Regions from separate parts of the Homo sapiens genome. Here region 1 is linked to region 2. Evidence: chromatin loops called from intact Hi-C (ENCODE). Cell type or tissue: endothelial cell of umbilical vein. All regions are shown on one strand. Each heading gives the region's core, and the rest is flanking DNA. Links, peaks and the distances in the headings are about the cores only. Region 1 overlaps SMYD3 (SET and MYND domain containing 3). Region 2 overlaps SMYD3 (SET and MYND domain containing 3).

Region 1 (4,394 bases), core at 289-4,288, 61 kb after region 2:
AAAAGTAAATTAAAGGCTGTAAAGAAGTAGACACAGGCCAACAGGTATAGTGAAGGACAAATTTAAGAGTAAAGAATTTGAAAGCTTCACTTATATATGGCTGAAAAGTCTTACCTGACACTTAGCACTACAGTATTTGGCGACGCGGCACTGAGAGCATCGCATCAGCTTTTCCTTCCTGTGGGGAAAAAAATTAATTCTGCATTAAGAAATGAGTGGGAAACATAGTACATAGTTGAAGAAAGAAAACATAAGTCAACATACGGACACCCGTATGTTCTGTTTACTCCATTATGTACAGTCCCTTAAGATTTGGATTTTCACACTGATGAGCCTCCTCTTGAACCTTCCATGTGAGACACTGATAGAAAAACTAAGTCCTTTTGTCTGACAGAAGATGGCGGGGAAGAGGCAGGACCAGCTTGCAGCTCCCGATCGGACAGACAGAGCAGCGTGTGGGGACTCACACTGTGAACTTTTGATCCAACAACTGCCACAGCAACATACCAGGTAAACTAAGAGAATCCACAGACCCTCTGAAGGAACTGTATCGCCACTGCAGGCTCCCTGAGACTCTGAAAAGATGTGAGCTGCCTGCTTGCTCAGCAGGGAGGCTGGCGGTCTGGGGCAAGTTCTCAGCCACAGTCACCAGCTGCCTGGAAACAGACTCCGTGCTGCTGTGGGGGCACGGTGGGAGTGAGACCAGCCTTTAGGACTGCGGGCTGTGTGGGAGTGGGATGAGGCCTGTGACTGCTGGCTTTCCCCCACTTCTCTGGCAGCCTGTGTGACCCAGCAGAAGCAGCCATAATCACCCTGGGAACATAACTCCATTAGACTGAAAACCACATCCCCATCCCAACAGCAGCCGCAGCAATCCCCAGCCAAGGAGAATCTGAGCTCAGACACACCTATCCCTGCCCCCTGGTGGTCTTTCTCTACCAGCCCTGGGTGCCAAAGACAAAGGCCATAATCTCTTGGGAGCTCTATGGCCCTGCCTACCACCTAAGAAACCTGAATAGGTAACCAGGCGACCTTAGGGCAAGTTTGCTTCCTCCCTGTAGGACCACAGCTGATGTGTTCCTGAAAGCACCAACTCCTGGCTGGAGGCCAACCAACACAAAACCAGCACACTAAACAAAAATACAACCAAGGGCCCTTGTAGAGTCCACTTCACGCCCCTGCTACCTCCATCAGATCACAGGACTCTTAGCAGTCACTCCCCAGTACCAGCCCAGAGCCCAGTACCTCCACTGGGTGGCTAGACCCAGAAGAGCAAAAACAATCACTGCAGTTTGGCTCTTGGGAAGCTCCATCCCTGGGGGAGGAGGGAGAACACCACATCAAGGGAGAACCCCTTGGAACAAAAGTATCTGAACAGCAGCCCTTGAGTCCCATGTCTCCCCTCTGACACAGTCACCCAAATGAGAAGGAACCAGAAAAACAATTCTGGTAATATGACAAAACAAGCTCTTTAACACCCCCCAAAAGATCACACCGGCTCACCAGCAATGGATCCAAACCAAGATAAAATATCCGGATTGCAAGAAAAAGAATTCAGAAGGTTAATTATTAAGCTAATCAAGGAGGCACCAGAGAAAAGTGAACTCCAACTTAAAGAAATCGAAAACCTGATACAGAATATGAAAGGAAAATTCTTCAGTGAAATAGCATAAATAAAAAATGATCACAACTTCTAGAAATCAAAGAAACACTTAGAGAAATGCAAAATGCACTGGAAAGTCTCAGCAACAGAATCGAACAAGCAGAAAAAAGTACTTCTGAGCTTGAAGACAAGTCTTTTGAGTTAACCCAATCCATCAAAGACAAAGAAAAAAGAATTTTTAAAAATGAGCCAAGCATCCAAGAAGTTTGGAACTATGTTAAGCATGCAAATCTAAGAATAATTGGTGTTCCCAAGACAAAAAAAAGAAATCTAAAAGTTTGGAAACATTATTTGAGGGAATAATCAAGGAAAACTTGTCTGACCTTGCTAGAGATCTAGACATCCAAATACAAGCTCAAAGAACACCTGGGAAACTCATCACTTAGACACACAGTCAAGAGGTTATCCAAAGCAAAGATGAAGGAAAGACTCTTAAGAGCTGTGAGGCAAAAGCATCAGGTAGCCTATAAAAGAAAACCTATCAGAGCAACAGCAGATTTCTGAGCAGAAACTGTCAGAGGCATGCATGTGAACCAGGGCAACTCTATCTTGAATAGGAGCTGAGTTAAATGAGGCTAAGACTTACTGTGCTGCATTCCCAGACAGTTAGGGCATTCTAAGTCACAGGATGAGACTGGAAGTCGGCACACAATACAGGTCATAAGTACCCTGCTGATAAAACAGGTTGCAGTAAGGAAGCCTGCTAAAACTCACCAAAACCAAGATAGTGATAAGAGTGACCAGAGGTCACTGGTGGTCCTCACTGTTACACTCCCATCAGTGCCATGACAGTTTACAAATGCCATGGCAACGTCAGGAAGTTACCCTATATGGTCAAAAAAGGGGAGGCATGGATAATTCACCCCTTGTTTAGCATATAATCAAGAAATAACCATAAACATGGACAACCAGCAGGCCTCGGGGCTGCTCTATGGAGTAGCCATTCTTTTGTTCCTTTACTTTCCTAATAAACTTGCTTTCACTTTACTCTATGGACTCACCCTGAATTATTTCTTGCATGATATCTATGAACCCCCTCTGTAACAAAACCCTATAAGCTAGAAGGGATTGGGGTCCTATTTTTAGCCTCCTTAAACAAAACAATTATCAGCCAAGAATTTTGTATGCAGCAAAACTAAGCTTCATAAATGAAGTAAGATACAGTCTTTTAAGACAAATGCTGAGAGAATTCGCCACTACCAAGCCAGCACTACAAGAACTGCCAAAAGGAACTCTAAATCTTGAAACAAATCCTCGAAATACACCAAAATAGAACCTCCTTAAAACAGAAATTTCACAGGACCTACATAACAATAACACAATAAAAAAAACACAAGGTATTCAGACAACAAACAGCACAATGAATGGAATAGTACCTCACATCTCAATACTAACATTGACTGTAAATGACCTAAATACTCCACTTAAAAGATATGGAATGGCAGAATGGATAAGAATTCACCAACTAAATTTCTGCTGTCTTCAGGAGACTCACCTAACACATAAGGACTCACATAAACTTAAGGTAAAGGGGTGGAAAATGACATTCCATGCAAATGGGCACCAAAAGTAAGCAGGAGTAGCTATTCTTATAGACAAAACAGACTTTAAAGCAAAAGCAGTTAAACAAAACAAGGAGGGACATTATATAACAATAAAAGGACTAGTCCAACAGTAAAATATCACAATCCAAAATATATATGCACCTAACACTGGAGCTCCCAAATTTATAAAACAATTACTAATAGACCTAAGAAATGAGATAGACGGCAACACAATAATAGTGGGGGATTTTATTATTCCACTGTCAGCACTAGATAGGTCATCAAGACAGAAAGTCAACAAAGAAACAATGGACTTAAACTATACCCTAGAACAAATGGACTTAACAGATATTTACAGAACATTCTACTCAACAACTGCAGAATGTACATTCTATTCATCAGCACATGGAAAATTCTCCAAGATAGAACATATGATAGGGCACAAAACAAGTCTCAGTAAATTTAAGAAAATCGAAATTATATCAAGTACTCTCTCAGACCACAGTGGAATAAAATTGGAAATTAACTCCAAAAGGAACCCTCAAAACCATGCAAATATATGGAAATTAAATAACCTGCTCCTGGATGATTGTTGGGTCAACAATGAAATCAAGATGGAAATTTAAAAAGTCTTTGAACTGAACAATAACAGTGACACAACTTATCAAAACCTCTGGAATACAGCAAAAGCGGTGCTAAGCAGAAAGTTCGGAGCATTAAATGCCTACATCGAAAAGCCTGAAGGAGCACAAATAGACAATCTAAGGCTACACCTCACAAAACTGGAGAAACAAGAACAATCCAAACCCAAATGCAGCAGAAGAAAAGAAATAACAAAGATCAGAGAAGAACTAAATGAAATTGAAACAAACAAAAAAAATGCAAAAGATAAATGAAACAAAAGGCTGGTTTTGAAAAGATAAATAAAACTGATAGACCATTAGCAAGATTAACCAAGAAAAGAAGAGAGAAGATCCAAATAAGCTCAACTGGAAATGAAATGGGAAATATTACTGATACCACAGAAATACAAAAGTTTATTCAAGGCTACTATGAACACCTTTATGTGCCTAAACTAGAAAACCTAGAGGGGATGGATAAATTCCTGGAAATATACAACCCTCCAAAATTAAACCAGGAAGATATAGAAACTCTGAACAGACCAATAACAAGCAGCAAGACTGAAA
Region 2 (4,394 bases), core at 159-4,158:
TATTCTTTTCTTCTATTCACAGTCAGGTTTCTCAAAATGATCAAGCACTCATGACTCTAAGGTGCTCTAGCAAAGCTCACCAAAGGATTCCCTATTATTGAACTCAATGAACCTTTTCAGTCCTCACGTTAACTGACGTCTCTGCAGCACTTGAAGCTGTTGACCTCCATGAAGTGCTTTTTCTCCCTTGGTTTCTATGATATCTTTCTCTCCAGGTTTTCCTCCCACTTTACTCCCTCTCAGTCGCCTTTGCTGGCTTCTCTTTTTCAGCTTGCCCCTTAAATGTTCCTGTTCCAAAGTGTTCCATCCATGCTGCTCCTATTTTCTTTTCTACCTACCCTCTCCCTACATTCCTTCCACCTCCACAGCATTAGCCATCATCTGTATACTCTAGAGAATGTCTTCCTCATTTCTAAATACCGGCGTCCCCAGCACATAGCACTCACTCAGTAAGGTCAGATGAAAGCCTGATGAATGATAGACAATTACAGAAGCAACCAGGGCCCACTATGTTGCAGAGTTAGCTTTAGCAAATTCTAATTTCTTGACCAGATTAAATCTATCTACAAATGGTCAGTCTTACTGAGGGCTGACTACCATTGCCTGTAAGTGTTCAGCTAAGTGTTCATTTAGTCAACAAATATGCAGTGCCTGCTATGTGTCAGCACAGTGCCTACTATGTGCCAGCTACATGATAGGCCAAAGAATTCGTGGAGAAAGCCCTGAAAATAGAAACAGACAACTCTTTCTGAGTCCATGTATACATCTGTGTGTGATCTGGGCAAACCAATTAAGCTTCCTTTTTTTTTTTAAGACAGAGTCTTACTCTGTTGCCCATGTTGGCGTGCAGTGGTGCAATCTCGGCTCACTGCAACCTCCACCTCCCAGGTTCACATGATTCTCCTGCCTCAGTCTCCCAAGTAACTGGAATTACAGGCACCCACCACCTCGCCCAGCTAATTTTTGTATTTTTAGTAGAGACATGGTTTCACCATGTTGGCCAAGCTGGTCTGGAACTCCTGACCTCAAGTGATCTGCCCACCTCAGCCTCCCAAAGTGTTGGGATTACAGGCATGAGCCATCGTGCCCGACCCAATTAGCCTTTCTGCCTACAAATGTCTTCATATATAAGGTGAGAATAATATATCTATTTTACAGGGTTACTGTGGAGGTTACATGAGATAATACATAAATCTAATATGTTGCATATTACTTATGTCTGTTATTCACTGTGAATAATATGTAATAATAAATATTTTATGTACTCCTTTGTTAAAACAAGCTTATAAGACAAGTTAAGGCAGGAATTAGTATTCCCACTCAGAATACTAATTCTATTAGTATTCTAATAGCAGCACCAGAACCTAAGCAATCTCCCCAAGCCCACTCACGCAGTCCCTAGGTGGTAACGTTCTTTAGTGTCAGAGACCAAACTGTGATTCTCTTTACTTAGTATCTCTTACAGATCCCACTGCTGCCCAGCAGCATAAAAGATCCTACCCAGAAAAGGGTCTACAGTTGAGAAGCCAAAGGTCCTAAGATAGTAGCCGAGGAGTTGATGAGCAAACAAAGTGTTTGTTTTCTTAATAAAGAAAAACAGTTTTCTGCTTGGACACAGTGTAATTCCAACTATAAGAGGCAGCATAATGTTTTCAGTCAGGGAAAGGTCTCCAATTTCATAAGTTTTGATTTAACAAGAAGATTCTAATATTAAAAACTGTCAGGTTGCCACGGTAACAATCTATTTGCAATCAAGATGCTGGTGGTATTCTGTTATATTTCTCTCAAGGAAAAAGTAAACTAGATGTAGCCAAGGAATTTAATAAAAGTATCTGTTGGACCAAAACCAAGATATGACTGTTTTTAGGCAATATGACAGGATTTAAATATACAGCAAGAGACCCTCAGGTTACAATACCAGTTCCATCAATAAAATTAAAAGATTTTGACCTTGACACCAGTACAAGCTATAGCCATATGATCTGGAAATCTGAATCCTCTGAGCAAGAAAAATAAATCGTTAAACAATTGAGATGACAGGCATGGGACAAGAAAGTCAAAATTCATCAGAAGGAGAACAAAATCAATCCCCAAGGGAGGTATGAATTATAAAGACTAAATTTCTCACAGAAAATTCAAAGGTTTGATTTGGGTGTTTTGTTCTGCTGTTGTATGTATGCATGTATGCATGCGGAGGTAGGTTTTGCACTCCAGGACATTCTTGGATGTTTTTAACTTGCTGCTTTCATCTAGAAAATGTTAGAAGGACATATTGAAAATGAACTGATTCTAGACAGGAGAGGAAGGAAGTGACTGTCAGGAATTAGGCCGCTCTGAGTCTGGACATGCAGACTATGCAGACAGAGAAACTTCCTCCACAACCACCGAAGCCTCAGTCACGCCCATGAAAATCACATGGATTTTCTCTACAGTTAAGACTTTTCAAGTACTTGTTTCTACAACGATTCAAGAAATGGTAACACTTGCCCCCACAACTTTAGCCATGAACAACTCATTTCTCTTCAATGTGTTAATAACTTTACAGAACTGTATATGCATGCTGAATGTCTAGAATGACAACCAGAATAAAAACTGCAACTCCTTTGGCTTCGACAATAAATTGGCTTCACAAGAAAATACCTACATTCATGACAGAAGAAACTGGCTCTTGCCTTAACCTATATAGTTAATGCAGATTTATATATAAATAACATTATATACTTTTTAGAACATATATTTTTATAAATGTATATTTATATACAAAATAACTAAATTATTTTCTGAAACAGCCTTGAACATTGTGTGTAATCTCATTTTCTGTAAGTCATTTTCCTTCTACTTTCTCTATAAAATTGGAGCACTGTCCTCTACCCCTCCGAAAAGACATTTGTTAAAATCACAGTGAAGGTTCAGCATACCTTAGAAAATCAGACATTTTAAATTCTATGAAGTTCAGACAAAATATTAATACAATATGATATTCCTATTTAAATAAACTCCTATTTAAGTGATTAATGAATCATTTATGTATTATTGTACTATACTTAGTACAGATAACATATTTTTGTTGAGATAGCGTTCTTAAAGATCACAGAGATTCTGAAAATGCTTCTAGGTTGAGGAACTTAGGTAGAGGAAGCTAACAATCGATGAATACAATAAAGGAAACTCATGAGTGATAGAGATTTGAGGAAAGTGCTAGATAATCATCCAGACTTTAAATAGTTTGGGCAATGATTCAGGGACATAAATGGCCAGCAGTTAGAAATAGAGTTGGAACTCAGGAGGGGGCTCTGACACAGAGACAAAAATTTACTCATTCACAATTAAGTAATAGTTGAATCTATTTAGAAAAACAATGTGAAAAAGAAAGTAAGAAAGAGAAACAAGGACCATCTTTGAGAGATGCCAACATTTAAAGATCCATGGAGGTGAAACAAACAAGGTGACAGAGGTATCTTCAAAGTCATAAAAGAGGAGTTTCATTAAGGAAACAGTCAACAATATATGCCTCAGAGGAGTCAAACAGGACACAGAAAGAGAACAAAATACTGTATTCAACATTTAGGATGTAACTAGTTACGTGAGTGAATTCACTTCAGTACGGTAGTAGAGGCAGCAGCTAGCCTACAATGGGTTAATGAGTTAGCAGGGAAACAACGCATCCAAGAATTTGTCTTATATTCTAAGATCAAGAACCCTCAACGAACAAAGGTAAGTGATTCAGGCTTACATCATAACCCTTCCTAAGTTAAAAGGACAAGAGCATTTGTTCAATAAGGACAGAACCTGAAATTACTGGCTTGTAATGAAAACGTTTTTAACCCTAAACAAGAATAAATTTCTTGACTAGAATATTTTTCTGATGCATCAAATGTCAAATATTCAATTATTCTGATGTATAAATACCAGAGATTCACTGTATTGACCAGAGAATGCTATGAATCTACCCAAGATTCACAATACTTTTCAATTAAATTAAGCAATTTTTCCTTCTAAGACTTCCATTTCAGTTCTAAATATGTGTTATCTCCATTCATCCTTGTCTCATAGGACAATGATCTTCATATTTTAGAGGTAGACAGCTTTACTCTTTGGTTTCTGTTAACAGGACATCTTGAATTTAATTGCCAATGTTATTTATGAATTATAACTGTAAGAGTGCTTTTCAGTATGATGAATATTCCATCATCTTTAATTTTTATGAGATGCTTAAAATGAAGGGGGATGGGACAGTCTAGCTGCTCTTTTCCTCTCTTGCTACACCCTCTTCTGGAAAGACAATAAACAACATAAGCTTTTTCCTTTGTCTATATAAACCTGCAGGTTCACAGACAGTGCCACTTGTCAACAGCTAAAGAGAAATAAGAAAAGAACTTCAGAAGGGGAAACAT

What was found. Peaks named below come from ENCODE experiments on the same cell type or tissue, not always from the same donor. Only the 100,000 strongest peaks of a DNase experiment are listed, where the experiment ranks them.
Region 1: it touches region 2 in a loop (7-fold over the local background); 1 of 110 quality-filtered maps calls a loop at or near these places.

What each region holds. Positions count from the first base shown.
Region 1 is chr1:246,354,917-246,359,310 of GRCh38, forward strand. SMYD3 (SET and MYND domain containing 3) reads right to left here. Exons shown (of 12, transcript NM_001167740.2): 2 at 115-178. Among named protein-coding and RNA genes, the nearest start is that of SMYD3-IT1, 35 kb to the left of the region's middle. RefSeq lists an enhancer at 113-738. In endothelial cell of umbilical vein, for the core only: no CTCF peak of the experiment used is centred there; DNase peaks (open chromatin) are centred at 1,135 and 2,305; H3K27ac peaks cover 2,933 bases.
Region 2 is chr1:246,293,806-246,298,199 of GRCh38, forward strand. All of the region lies in intron 5 of SMYD3 (SET and MYND domain containing 3), which reads right to left. Among named protein-coding and RNA genes, the nearest start is that of SMYD3-IT1, 26 kb to the right of the region's middle. In endothelial cell of umbilical vein, for the core only: no CTCF peak of the experiment used is centred there; a DNase peak (open chromatin) is centred at 2,356; H3K27ac peaks cover 2,478 bases.